Linked DNA regions of Homo sapiens: region 2 is linked to region 1. A link is a contact called in ENCODE Hi-C or POLR2A ChIA-PET data. All regions are on one chromosome and are shown on one strand. Each heading gives the region's core, a stretch centred on a gene start or an enhancer-like site at or near the end of the contact. The rest is flanking DNA. Distances are from core to core; before and after follow the strand shown.

Region 1 (6,609 bases), core at 3,555-6,054:
CCCCCCAGAGATGGCTCATTCAGGGCTGAGGATGAAGTTTGAGACTGGCCCGCCTCCAGGCTGGTCAGAGAGGGAGCCCCAGCTACCGAGTGCCAACTATGTGTCAGGCACTGTGCTAGGCACGATGCCACCTTTAGTCCTCACCTGTGAGAGATAGCTATTATGAGCCCCATTTTAGAGATGAGAAAAGTGAGTCTCAGGGAGGTCACGCAGCTGTTAACGAAAGGCAACCCCAGCCACGTGGACTCAAAATGTTTGCTTTTCGTGCTACCCCACCTCCTGACTCTGCCCCCAGCACAGTCACCCCGCCCCAACCAATCTCACATCTGCTGACTTCCAGGCTGGATCCAGAACTCCCACCAGGTGGGTAGGGGTGGGATGCAGGAGGCAGGTGGGGGCCATTGTGTAGAGGTAGTGTTGGCACTGTGAAGCTTGCAGTTTTTTCATTCACTCAACAAATACTTACTGAACAACACCTGTGCCCAGGCTCTGTTCTAAGCACAAACTTCTTGCCCTTGTAAAAGCTCCTGGTCAGGGAGTCAGATGAGAAACAATTTCAAGCGGTGATAAGGGAGCATTAGGAGGAAAAATAAAGCCAGGTGAGGAGATAAATAAACAAATCACTACGATGGGAACTAAACGAATGAGCCTTTTTAGATGGGAGAGGGGAGAAGCCTTCTGGAAATGTGAAGCAGAAGCAGAAACCTGGCTGAAGGACAAAAGTGAGCCATGCAAAACCTGGGGGACAGCATCGCAGTGGGGGGCGCAGCAATTGCCAAGGGCCTGAGGCAGGACTGAGCTTGGCTTGACTGTGTTTGTACTGCCTGGAAGTGGGGCCTTCAGCCCTCTGTGGCTCATCGGAAACTTTGGGCCAGGGAAGGTGTTTCTGCTCATTCCTATCTGCTCCCTGCTTGGCTCTTTCTAGGACCAAAGCGGGTGTCTTTAACCCCTCTAGGCTGAGCTGGCAAGACAAGTACAGAGCCCCCTTGGCCGTCTTTTTCCCGTGGTTGGCCACCTGGCCCCCGGCCTGGGCTTGGGAAATGCTTCCGGAGTTCACACTCCTCACTGCCCACTCTGAACCCCGCTGGCGATCAGGGCAGCACACTATTTCCAGATGGGCATGGGAGACTGTTTTATTTTTAAAAATAGCTTTTGTTGGTTTTTGTCTTATTACAAAAGTAATATTTGTTCATTATAGAAACTGGAGAAAACAGCTAGCAAAAGGAAGAGTATAAAACAGCCACTAATCCTATTACCCAGAGAGAACCACTGCTGGCACTTGGGTATCTCCAGAATTTTCCATGTGAGTATAAAGTATATGTTAGTATTTTTTTAAAAATGTGATCTCACTGTGCAGAGTGGTTTGTAACCACTGTACCATGAACACCCATCCGCGTCTACATATTCATCTATAACATGATTTTATGGCTGTATAATCATTGATCACTCGGAGGAACCATGGTGTATTTAGTCAGGGCTCCTATTGATGGATTTTAGGTAGTTTCCTTTTGCTTTCTTATTGAGCATCTTGTCTGCAGGGCTTTTCCATGGCCATCCTAGGTGGCTGTTTTGAAGTGGCTAAGCAGTCATTGAGATATAAGGGCAGGATAAGAAGCCTCAGAAGGCCAGAGGTCCTGACGGGTCTGGGGTGTGTAGGTGAGTCCCTGCTTCCTTGTCTAAGGCAGGGATCTTTTAAGTGTCTCAGACACCCCTAGGCAAAAGGTGAATCACTAGAAAGACTGAGGAGATAGGATTAAACCGGGAAAGTGGTGTCTTCCCTACAAGCAGTGCCGCCATAGAGGAAGGACACTCTGGCCTTCCGCCTGCCTCAGGGCACCTCCACGACCCCTGCCCATAGTAGGCTGGGGTGGGGGATAGTGGGAGGAATGAGGTCACCGGTCAGGAGGGGTGGGGTGGTGAGGATCACCTGCCTCCTCTGCAGAAGGCATTACGGGAAAGCTGGGGATGGGGATGCGGGTGGGGGATATGAGGTGAGGCCCCCAGGGATGTGTAGATGTAGCGTGGATGAGAGGGGCTGTCTGGGTGTCACCAAGGGTGAAAAACCTCCTTTGCCTTCTTCATGAGGCTGCCTCTGATTTCTCCATCAGGGCGGGCTTGGAGCTCCTGCTTTCATGGTTGTATCTCCTCAGGGCCTTTACCCCCTGCTGCTTACATTAACAGGAATAATTCGGGCCAGCCTGCACTTGACTCCAGCTCTCTGGCTTCTCTCCCCGCCATCTGTGAGGCCTGGGGCATTTCTGTCCCTGCTCCCCCTAGTCAAACGCGGTCAGGTCATCAGAGCTCCTTCAGTTCCTATGAGGTTCAGATGCCAGGAATGTGGAATGTGGCACCTGGTAGATGCTCAGCTTTAAAATCTTCTTTTACATTTTCTTATCCCACCTTTGACTAAATATTTAAGGGGATGTAAAGCATCTTCATCTCTGTGCCTCCCCAGGGATTGTCTCTAAACCTCTCCCTGGGAGGTGGACAACACTTCACTGGGGTATGGGAAGAAAACATTCACAAATCCAATCTGTTACTCTTTCTTAATATATGATGTTTGGCTAGACCTTGGACGCCACTTATGCCATGTGACTTATGGTCATGTATTCTATGCTAAGTGCATAGGAGTCCTAAGGGAAGGCAGTGGTAGCGCCACCCTTGTTTTTCAGCTTTTGGTGTATGGCTTTTTGTGTCTTAGCTTTTGGTGTGAACCTGGTTAGTTAAGGGGATTTAGAGATTACACATTGTGGATTTAACTAAAGTAACCCTCACAGAAATGGACACACAGCTTAAAATAATTCCTGCCATGGAACTACTCTGATTGAAATTAAGCTAAGCGTACAAACAGGTGACAATGGTGGATGGGAGATAAGCTAACCATGTGAAGTAGAAACGAGGGCACAGCTAACCCATGCATCCACCGCATGCAGGAGCTCCCCAGAGAAGCTGCATTAGGCAGTAAAAAACATGCCAGGTGCGGTGGCTCATGCCTGTAATCCCAGCACTTTGGGAGGCCGAGGTGGGCGGATCACCTGAGGTCAGGAGTTCAAGACCAGCCTGGCCAATATGGTGAAACCCCATCTCTACTAAAAATACAAAAATTAGCCAGGTGTGGTGGTGGACGCCTGTAATCCCAGCTACTCAGGAGGCTGAGGCAAGAGAATCACTTGAACCCGGGAGGCAGAGGTTGCAGTGAGCTGAGATCGCACCATTGCACTCCAGCTTGAAAAACAACAAGGACATAATCAGATCTGCCAAGAAGTCAGTGACACTGCTGATGACCCAGAGGCCTTGCATGGGTCACCTGCAGCAGTGGCCCTCATCCTAGACCTAGAACCTGCCTTGAAGTCCTCATTGTTGTCCATGGATAGACCGTGTGGGGAGATAAATCAGCATCTAGGGGAGTGCATGCTCAGACTTTTCACCAGTGGAGGTTTGCTATCAGTGCGTTCGGAGGTCACCGCTTCACAGCCTCCAGCCCCAGGCTGGGCACACAGCGGGGCTCAGGAAGCTTGCACGGGCTGATGTATGTCTTTGTGTGAGTGTGCGTCTGTAAGAGATTTTTATGACTAGGCGTTCCTCTCACCTCCCTCATTCAAAGCCCTCACCCCTCCTTCTCCTCCATCCCCCCCATCAATTTTTCTCTCATTTATTCCCTCCTGCCAGTGGGTGCCCCTGCCTGACCCTCATTAACTCAAAGTGTAAAAACCATTTGTCTGCAGCCCCCTTTCCTCCCTCCTCCCCCAGCTGGGGCTGGGGCATGGCCCTTCTTTCCTCCCATAGAAGCTCAGACCTCTGTGGTTTATGAGCGAGACCCTAATCTGGGAGGCCCCATAGAACAGGCAGGACTCGTTAGGGGATGGCCTCAGGGCTGCTCAGAAGACCTATAAAAAGTGAGTGATGCCCCTGGGGAGCCCAGATCCTCTGTTATTCCTCAGAAGTTGGCAGAGCACCGCACACCTCTAAGGGCCCCGTCTTGAAGGACAATGATGTAGGTGTCACCCTCCCAACCCAGGGCTGTGTTGGACACGACTTCACAGCCATATGTGGATGGACGGTTCTTGGCTCTCCATCCCTGCCCGATCCTCCAGGGTAGCTCCTGCCCCAAGGATCTCTGACCCCAACCTTCTCATCTGGGGAGGGCAATTGTTCATTCCTCAGCCCCAAAGGAAGGGGACTTGGACAGGGAGGAAGGAGGGCAAATTGGACCTGAGAGTACACTAGCTAATACATGCTTAGAACTGGATAGGAGTGTTTGTAGTATGTCAAGGAGGCGATGGATCAGGATGGGTGGCTGAGGAGTGGGCCCAGAAGACTTGGGTGGCAACACTGGAGATTATGAGGACTGCAGACTGTCCTTAAACGCGGAGAGAGCTTCCCAGAGTGGGGATGCTAAACTGCCACTCAAAGGCAGGTGGCTTCTCCAACAGATCTCCAGGTTGGAGGTGAACCCCAGGGCAGGGGACCCAGGTCCTCCTCTGCTTCAGTCTTAGCTGGCTGCCAGAGGGGCTGGTTGTCTGCCCACCAGAGCAGAGAGAGGTGAGTGGGCTGGGGACATTCCTGCCCTCCCCAACCCGCCCCATGCTACTCCCTCTGGCAGCAGACCAGAGGAATCCAGGAGCCAGAGGTGGACCCGGGGCTTGTGGCTAGGATCCCTGCCTGGCCCTGTGCAAGAAGGCATTGAGTTTTCATTCCTCAGGGGAGCTACAAATTTCCTGACGAGCGTGGTTGGGTTTATGTAACGTAAACACCTCAGCACACAGTGTTCCACCTGCAGGGGGGACAGGTGGGGGCCTCAAGTGCTGGCTGCTGGAGGTAAGAACTGAGGAAAAGCTGGCCTCACCCGGGAGCCAGGTAGGAGCCACCTAACCGGTGTGCCAGCCAGGCTGGTGCAGAGTCTGAAAGTCACCCATCAGTGTTCATTCACTGGCTTCAGCAACGACCTCTCCCGGATAAGGGTCACTGAGCAGATCTCCCCACCTCAGGGCAGGCGAGATGAGACCCTGTACGCCTCCCTCTGCTTTCTCCATTCTCAGACTCTGATGGCCCAGGGCATCCCCAGGAACCCCGGGGGAGGCGGTGGGGGGAGGCGGGGGAGGGGGAGGTGGGGCTTGACCAGGAATGGCTGGGGAAGGGCTTCAGGAATCTCCACTTCTGTTCTGAGCTGACATTGTTCACAAGGCAGGGACAGAAGTGAGTGTCAGGGGCAGAGCCGGGGAGAAATGTGACGGCCCTGGTGGGGCCCCTTCCGGGGATGCTCTGACTCGCTCCTTGGTCTGAGGCCCGCCTGACCTGGTGCTGCATGGGGGCTGCCTGGGTGGCCCTCCGCTGGTCTGGGCTGTCCCTAGGCTGGGACTAGGCCCTGGGTGGCTGCACTGGGATTCACTCAAAGCCACCGCTGACCTGTCTCCCGGTCTGCCAGGGTAAAAATAGATGTTTCCACTGCGGCCACCTCCGCAGCATCAACTTTCTCCTACTTGAGCCCCTGCCAGTGCTCGGCTCAGGGACTGGAGCATGAATTACAGGGCTGAGCTTGGCGTCGGGGCCTGGCGTCAGGGCCCTGCTGTGGAGCCAGGCTGCTCATGAATGCCCTATTGTTTGGGGAAGTGACCCTGTGTGTCCCTCCTCGGGGCCTGGGGCCTGCCCTGCTCACCTCCAGGCCTCTTCCCATTCCCTTTGGCTTTGTGCCCGCCTGGCCTCTGAGTTCCTCACCTGCCGCCTCATCTTACAGGGGAGGCACAGTCCCTTCCATACAGGGCCAGCTCTACGGGCATGTGACTTATGCAGTCACACAGGGCTCCACGCTCAGAAGGGCCCCACGCTTGGCTTAATGCCCTACTATCACCACCTTGACTTTCCCAATAATTTTGGAAAAAGGCACATTTGTATTTTGTACTTGGCCCTATGAATTACGTAGGTGGGCCTGCTCTATTAGGAACCACTAGTCTGATGAGGGAGCCACGGCCTCTGCCTCTGCAGAGCCCCAGGTCTGATGTGAGAGCATCTGCTGTCCTTCGGGGAGCCCTTAGATTGGAGAAAAAGGCATGGCTGCCCTTAGAATGCACACTGATGGGGCACACATTGCCTTTGCCCCTTGTGAGCCCCCAGGCCTATGTAGGAGACCCCATCTGTGCTCTCAGAGAGCCTCAGGTCTGATGGGGAGATACAGCCCCTGCACTTGGAGAGCTCAGATGTTGGTAGGGAAAGCATGGCCATTGCCATTGGCAAACGTGTATTCTGATGGGGAAGACAGAGCCTTTACCGAGCCCACAGTCAAATGGTGGAGATACTGGCCCTGCCCTTGGGGGCCCTTAGGACCCATGGCAAAGACCAGATAGACACACATGCACATGTGTATAGCAGGGTTAGTCCCTGCTGAGACTCGAGGCCATTCAGGGTATGGGGGAGTTTGACCAAGGGCAGAGCATAGGGCCCTGGGTAGACACAGACCGCTATGAGTGAGCTGCCAAGGAGGAAGAGCTGGGGCCAGGCCCTGGCAGGAGAGGAAGGCCGGCATCTGGGTCCTGTGGGGGTGCACGCTGGCTTGTGATGGGGTCCTGGGAGGATCAGAAGGACTTTTCAGAGGACCCAGGGAGCATGGTAGAG
Region 2 (6,161 bases), core at 3,158-5,657, 2.1 Mb after region 1:
TTCTAATGGCTCTAAACCTTCATCCACGGAAGACTTAAAACAACTGGAACTCAGTTTTTCTTTTTTCTTTTCTTTTCTTTTCTTTTTTTTTTGAGATGGAGTCTCACTTTGTCGCCCAGGCTGGAATGCAATGGCACGATCTCAGCTCACTGCAACCTCTGCCTCCTGGGTTCAAGTGATTCTCCTGCCTCAGCCTCCTGAGCAGCTGGGACTAGAGGTACCCACTACCACGCCCAGCTAATTTTGTATTTTTAGTAGAGACAGGTTTTCACTATGTTAGCCAGGGTGGTCTTGATCTCCTGACCTTGTGATCTGCCCACCTCAGCCTCCCAAAGTGCTGGGATTATAGGCATGAGCCACCATGCCCCGCCCAGTTTTTCTTTTTCACTGTGGTAGACCCATGCCAGACACAGACCCATGAGCTTGAAAGATATTCAATAAACACTTGCTCAATTAATAAAGGCATCTAGCCTTTAGGCTTTCTGCTTCTAGCTCTAAGTGCCTTGCAGAGAAGAGTGGGTCCCAAAAGCATAACGGTCATTGTTTTTCATTGTTCATCTCAGTAATCAGCATAATTGGCTAATTACATTCCTGTAAATCATTTTGGGGACAGTGAGACAATATTTATCTCAACAACATTTGAACATTCAACAATGTTCATTGAGTGTCACATCTGGTTTCGCAAGCCATTCTAGGCAGTGGGGATAGAGCTGTGAGCAAGGCAGAAAAGGATCTTAACTTTCTGGAAATTATATTCTAGTGGGGAATGAAAGACAATAAGCAACCCAAATCATATCAGACAGTGGTAAGGATTATCAAGACAATTAAAATAAGACCAACTAATGAAGGATGACTGGGTGGCTCCTTAGAATGGGTGGTCAGAGAAGTTCTCCTTGAGGAGGTAACATGTAAACTGAGAAATGAATGATGAGGCAGAGCCAGCCAAGTGAAGATGAGGGTAAAAGCATCCCAGGAAAAGGAGTCAGCTATGCAAAGGTCTTGAGTGGAAAAGCAGATGTTTGGATGGTGTCGGTGGAGAGTATTAAGCAAGGAGATTGGGAGATGAAGTCAGAAAGGCAACAGGGGCCGAGTCACTCTGTAATCCCCAGTAAGGAGTGTGGATGTTTATTCCAAGTGCCATGGGAATTCACTGAAGAGTTTTAAGCCGAGGAGTGATGGAATCTGATTTTTGCTTTAAAAAGATCATTAGTGGCCAGGCGTGATGGCTCACACCTGTAATCCCAGCACTTTGGGAGGCTGAGGTGGGTGGATCACTTGAGGTCAGGAGTTCAAGACCAGCGTGGCCAACATGGCAAAACCCTGTCTCTACTAAAAAATACAAAAATTAGCCAAGTTTGGTGGCGAGCACCTATAATCCCAGCTACTCAGGAGGTTGAGGCAGGGAGAATTGCTTGAACCTGGGAGGTGGAGGTTGCAGCCGAGATTGTGCCACTGCACTCCAGCCTGGGTGACAGAGCAAGACTTCATCTCAAAAAAAAAAAAAATTAGCTGCTGTTGTAAGAATGCATTGTAGTAGGTAAGAATGAACGCCCTTCCTGTACTAATGCAATTGTCCCTCTAGGTATGTCACTTAACACAAGAGTACCAACCTTGCAAGTGAAATACACCTAGAGTCTTCCTTGTTTTTACCCTCCCTGACCCCCGAACTCCGCTGGGTCTGTATTTTTCCTTTTCTTCTTTTTGCTTTTTAGCAATAGGAGTCTCACTATGTTGCCCAGGCTGGAATGCAGTGGCTATTCACAGGTGAGATCATAGCACACCACAGCCTTAAACTCCTGGGCTCAAGTGATCCTCCTGGGTTTTTTGTTTGTTTTGTTTTGTTTTGTTTTTTTAGAGGTCTCACTCTGTTGCCCAGGCTGGAGAGCAGTGGTGTAATCATAGCTCACTATATCCTCGAACTCCTGGGCTCAAGCGATCCTCCTGTCTCAGCCTTCCAAAGTGCTGGGATTACAGGCGTGAGCCAGCGCACCTGGTCCAGGCCTGTGTTTTCTAAACCCCGATGTTACATTTCAGATTAAGAACTTCACCTTCTAGGCATCTTTTGCTGCTGCCCAAAAATGAGCAAGTAGGAATGAGCATGCAGGAGTGCAGGAGACCTGACGTTGGCATATGCAAGCGGCCAGATGGAGGCTGCTATATTCAGGAAAAGTGTTCATGGCTGGGAGTGAGCACCGGAAGGAAAGAGCATCTCAATTCCTAACCTGGTCTAGTCTGCCAGGTGAACTGCTGAAGCCTATTTGCTGAAGGAATACCTTCCACGCTTAGCCTCCAATCTTTAGGGCAGGGGTAGGTAGGATATTCTCATCAGTTATGCCAAGAATCTTTTATAGCTTTGATTTCCTGATTGTGTATACAAAATTGTTTAGTTTTTAAACTTTTCCAGTTAAACAAGAAATGAGGAATGTAAAATTTTTACCTTGGCCAAGATTTTCTTATTTCAGGTCCCTAGAAAGCTGAGTATTGAACTTTGCCCCAGATATCAAAAACTCTGGTCAACATTTACAAATTCTCTCCCTAAAAAGACTAGATCCTGCTTCCTATATTCACTTAGCTATTACCTTAAGAACTGCTAGCAACTGGGCATATTAACTTTCTAATATCAGGAACAGCCTCTATGTGGCGCTAGCTATGTTTACGACTATGCACACCCCTTATATGTGTGTCTCAGTTATAGCTTCTTAAAGTCTTCTCATCATAATCTTAAAATCTAGGATGTTTGTAAATTTTCTTTACTTGTTAAGCTAAACATTATAAAAAAAAGAACTACTTTAGAGATTGTGCTGAATGGGAGCAGATGCCCCTCCCTACCCCACCAGCTGTACTTCTACCTGTGCTTCCACCATTAGAGTATCCACCTGCTGGGTTTGTTTGCTGATGTATCCCTAACACCTAGAACAGAACCTGGCACATAGTAGACACTCAGTAAACATTTACTGAGTGAGAGGTTGAATGGATCAGATTTTGACCTGTGTTGCCTCCTGCCAGGACCCCATCTGCACTATAATGCCCACCCAATGACCAGCATCTCCAGTGCATCAATTTCTTTAGGCCCAACCCATCATGTTTACATTCTGAAGAGAGTCAGTAGAGAGAGTTTTGAAGACACAGTAGAGTGCCCTATACAATTATCTTCCCAGATTTATCTGCAGTAGATCCATGAGAGTTGATAGTAGACCCATGCACATTAATGCTTGCTGGGGGCAGAAGGGGAGGTGATATGATGCAAGCAAGTACTTTCAACCCTAAGTCTGAAAAGTTGATGACTACACAAAATCACTTCAGGTAACTCCAACAGAAATATACACAACGGAGGTTGGGAGAAATGAGAGATCTGGAGGCTGGCTAGGTGGAGGAGGCAACACCTGAATTAGGGATTTAAGCTAGACCTTGAAGAATAGGTCATGCCATCACACTAACAAACTCACAGGGAGGCTCCCAAATTTTGGGAAAGTGTCCCCCAGAGACTTAGACTTTTAAACCAAAGCCTAATGTTTCACAAAGTCTTCTGAGACAGAATGATTAGCAAGCTTGTAGGACCTTTTTGTAAAGAGGATGTATATGGATTCGTACAGACACACATCTACATGCAGAACGTGCCATTCTGTATTTGATGCATAAAACCACCTTGTCCCGGTCTCAGGGCAGGAACAGTGTCATACAGATTTTTGTGTCTCCACTGCTTTTGCATAGCGGCTCTTAGAGATTAAACGCTTTTTTTCCAAATATTTTATAGGTTTTTTGACATTAAAACGTTAGTCTCATCTGGGTGCGGTGGCACACGCCAGTAATCCCAGTACTTTGGGAGGCAGAGGCAAGAAGATCGCTTGAGCCCTGAAGTTGGAGACCACAGTGAGCTATGATCACACCACTGCACTCCTGTGACAGCCTGGGTGACACCGCAAGACCCTGTCTTAAAAAAAAAAAAAGTTAGACTTATGTTCTTTTCTAAGCAATAAAATTAGTCTTAGATATTGCCTAATATCTAAGACTACCAATTTTTGTGTAGAATGTAATACAAGCTAAAAAATACATTCGAAAGACTTTCTGTCCCCCAATTTATAAATCCTGGTTAGTTTAGCTAAGTCTGCAGTTGTGCTGGGATCAGCAATCCCTCCTTAAATGCAGGAGTATTGTGAGTGTGATGAGGGACTACCCCAAATCAAAATAATTTTAAAAGCAAACCTTAGCTTGCTAATTGGTTCCACTTTCTTCCTTGTTCCTTTTCCTTTACCAAGATGGCCGCTGTGTCGTTCGCTCCTCATTGGTCGGATTTTCCGCAGGTGCCGATTCTAGCCCCACCTACTAGCTCTCCGTTCCAAGTCCTAAATCACTGGGAATGTAATAGACAGACGAACGGGAGTGGGCGGAGCGGGCGCCGGATGTGACGTTTCCGGAACCTCCGGGTGTCATCCGCGGGGAAAGGTGGGGAAGGGTCCCGGGAACGTGGTGGGGCAGGGCCTCCGAGCGTGGTTGGACTTTGAAGGGGATCGGCCGCCGTGAGTGTGGGGCCTGCAGCCTACTCTCCCCGAGTCCCCTGCCCGGCCTGCCTCGCTCGAGGCACCCGACGGCTTCTGTCTCCGCGGGCTGGCGCCTGACCAGCCAGGCCCAGCGGTTCCCCGCCTACTGCATTTGAAAGATCCCGAAAACCCTGGATGATTGTGCCTGGGGTTGGCAAGTTCGTCTTGAGTGCCTTCAAGAAGGGTTCCTCAAGCAGTTGTCGATAGAGCCCTCCCTACTGTATACGCCCCCTCCGCTCATTCCTGCTACTTCCTTTCTCCTCCTCGTATTTCCCCCTCGGTCCTTTACGCCGCCTTTCCCCCTCATTTGCAGATGCTGCATCCCCTTTTTGGAATTGCTCAACCAGGTGGTAACCGGCGCCGCTTCCTGGCCTTGGGAGGTGGTTCCTTTCTTAACCCACAAGAACCTCTCCCAAGAGGTACTGAGATGCAACAAGCATCCTCTGTTTCAGTTAACTTTCATGGGCCGTGGACTAGGTTTACTAATTACTTGGGGAGGTTTTAGATATGCTTGCGGCTTTCTGAGTCCCTAAGGAGGCCTCGTGAGAGATGGACTATCTCTGCATCCCTAGTAGTCCTCACGGCTTTTGTGCTATTAGTGAGGGTGTTTTAGAGGGGAAGGTTTGTGGAGGAATTGTGACCCGAATATTGAAGAGACCTAAAGATGGAATTGGCTGAGAGAAGACTACCCCTGAGGGAAGAGTTGTAGTAGAAAAGAAAAACTGGATAGATAAATGAAACTGAAATGTGAGGATGCCTGGGCGGATTGGAATCCTGACTGAAGCAAAAGATCTCTGTTGGGGAGGGCCAGTTGCCACAGGGCCTTGAATTCCAAGATTTATTCTACTGTAGTTTGTGTATTCTAGAGCATACTGATTAGGGTTTGCTGTAATGCAATGTGTGTCAAATGCCCAGTTTTATTTTGGAGATGATAGTGGTGATATCTGGTTGGAATTTGGAATCTGATTCTAACAGCAACTATATCTAGAAAGACTAGAATTACTGGAGTTTTGGGACACCAGGGGTTTTTGCAATGCAAGTTACCATCGTGCCTTTTTGTTATTCAGTGTTTAGTCTATGAAGATGAGTAAATGGTTGTTTTCAAGATTTAAGTCTCTTGCCATGATAATGATGAATGAATGATTTTATAGATTGACTATAGTGGTTTAGTGAGCAGAGTTACAATTATGAGCATTAATTCCCAGACCAGTTCCCCTAACTCACCTTGTGCTCAAATATGAAAAAGGATACCACAGAAAATGTCAGTTACTCTCAGATTAAGTAAAAATGGTCAACCTTGAAGTTAGTTAACAATCCTCAAGAAAGTTCACTGAGTGCACTCTGCCAGGTACTGGGGTGGAGGTATGTGGGTATCTGGAAGGAGAAATAATAGAAAATAAAAGATGCTGTTCCCACTTTTACAGTGCTGTGGGCGGAGCCCCCTAATGGCAAAGGATTTGATTAACTTGAACTGAACCTTTGGTTGGTCCACTGTGGTTCTACTCCTTATACCACCTAATTATGGTACAGGGGTTGTATGTTTTCTAGTCTGCCAGTACTCTCATCGTTGTGATTTGGGCTTCCTTGAGGGTCTCAGCCTTCTTGTAGGAAAGTCCTTATTTA

The links. A loop is a pair of places that touch in the nucleus more often than their neighbours do. ChIA-PET counts read pairs that join two places held with the same protein, here RNA polymerase II (POLR2A).
Region 2: a loop to region 1 is called in a map of vagina, with 12 times the contacts of the local background. The contact joins the promoter of STAMBP here to the enhancer-like site in region 1. A Hi-C loop is called at or near these places in 1 of 168 maps with a recorded cell type or tissue (vagina). POLR2A ChIA-PET finds 5 or more read pairs at or near these places in 1 of 52 experiments (activated naive CD4-positive, alpha-beta T cell).

The regions. Positions count from the first base shown.
Region 1 is chr2:71,695,592-71,702,200 of GRCh38, forward strand. It overlaps LOC124907827 (a long non-coding RNA gene), which reads left to right and starts at 467. Exons shown (of 2, transcript XR_007086966.1): 1 at 467-1,303. Within about 2 kb of position 4,805, at least 13 of the 41 ENCODE cell types and tissues checked have a DNase peak (open chromatin) inside an H3K27ac peak, as active enhancers do.
Region 2 is chr2:73,824,554-73,830,714 of GRCh38, forward strand. It overlaps STAMBP (STAM binding protein), which reads left to right and starts at 4,408. Exons shown (of 10, transcript NM_213622.4): 1 at 4,408-4,957. It overlaps LOC105374807 (a long non-coding RNA gene), which reads right to left and starts at 5,845. Exons shown (of 3, transcript XR_940246.3): 1 at 5,763-5,845; 2 at 4,204-4,351. RefSeq lists a silencer at 4,179-4,397 and an enhancer at 5,905-6,161.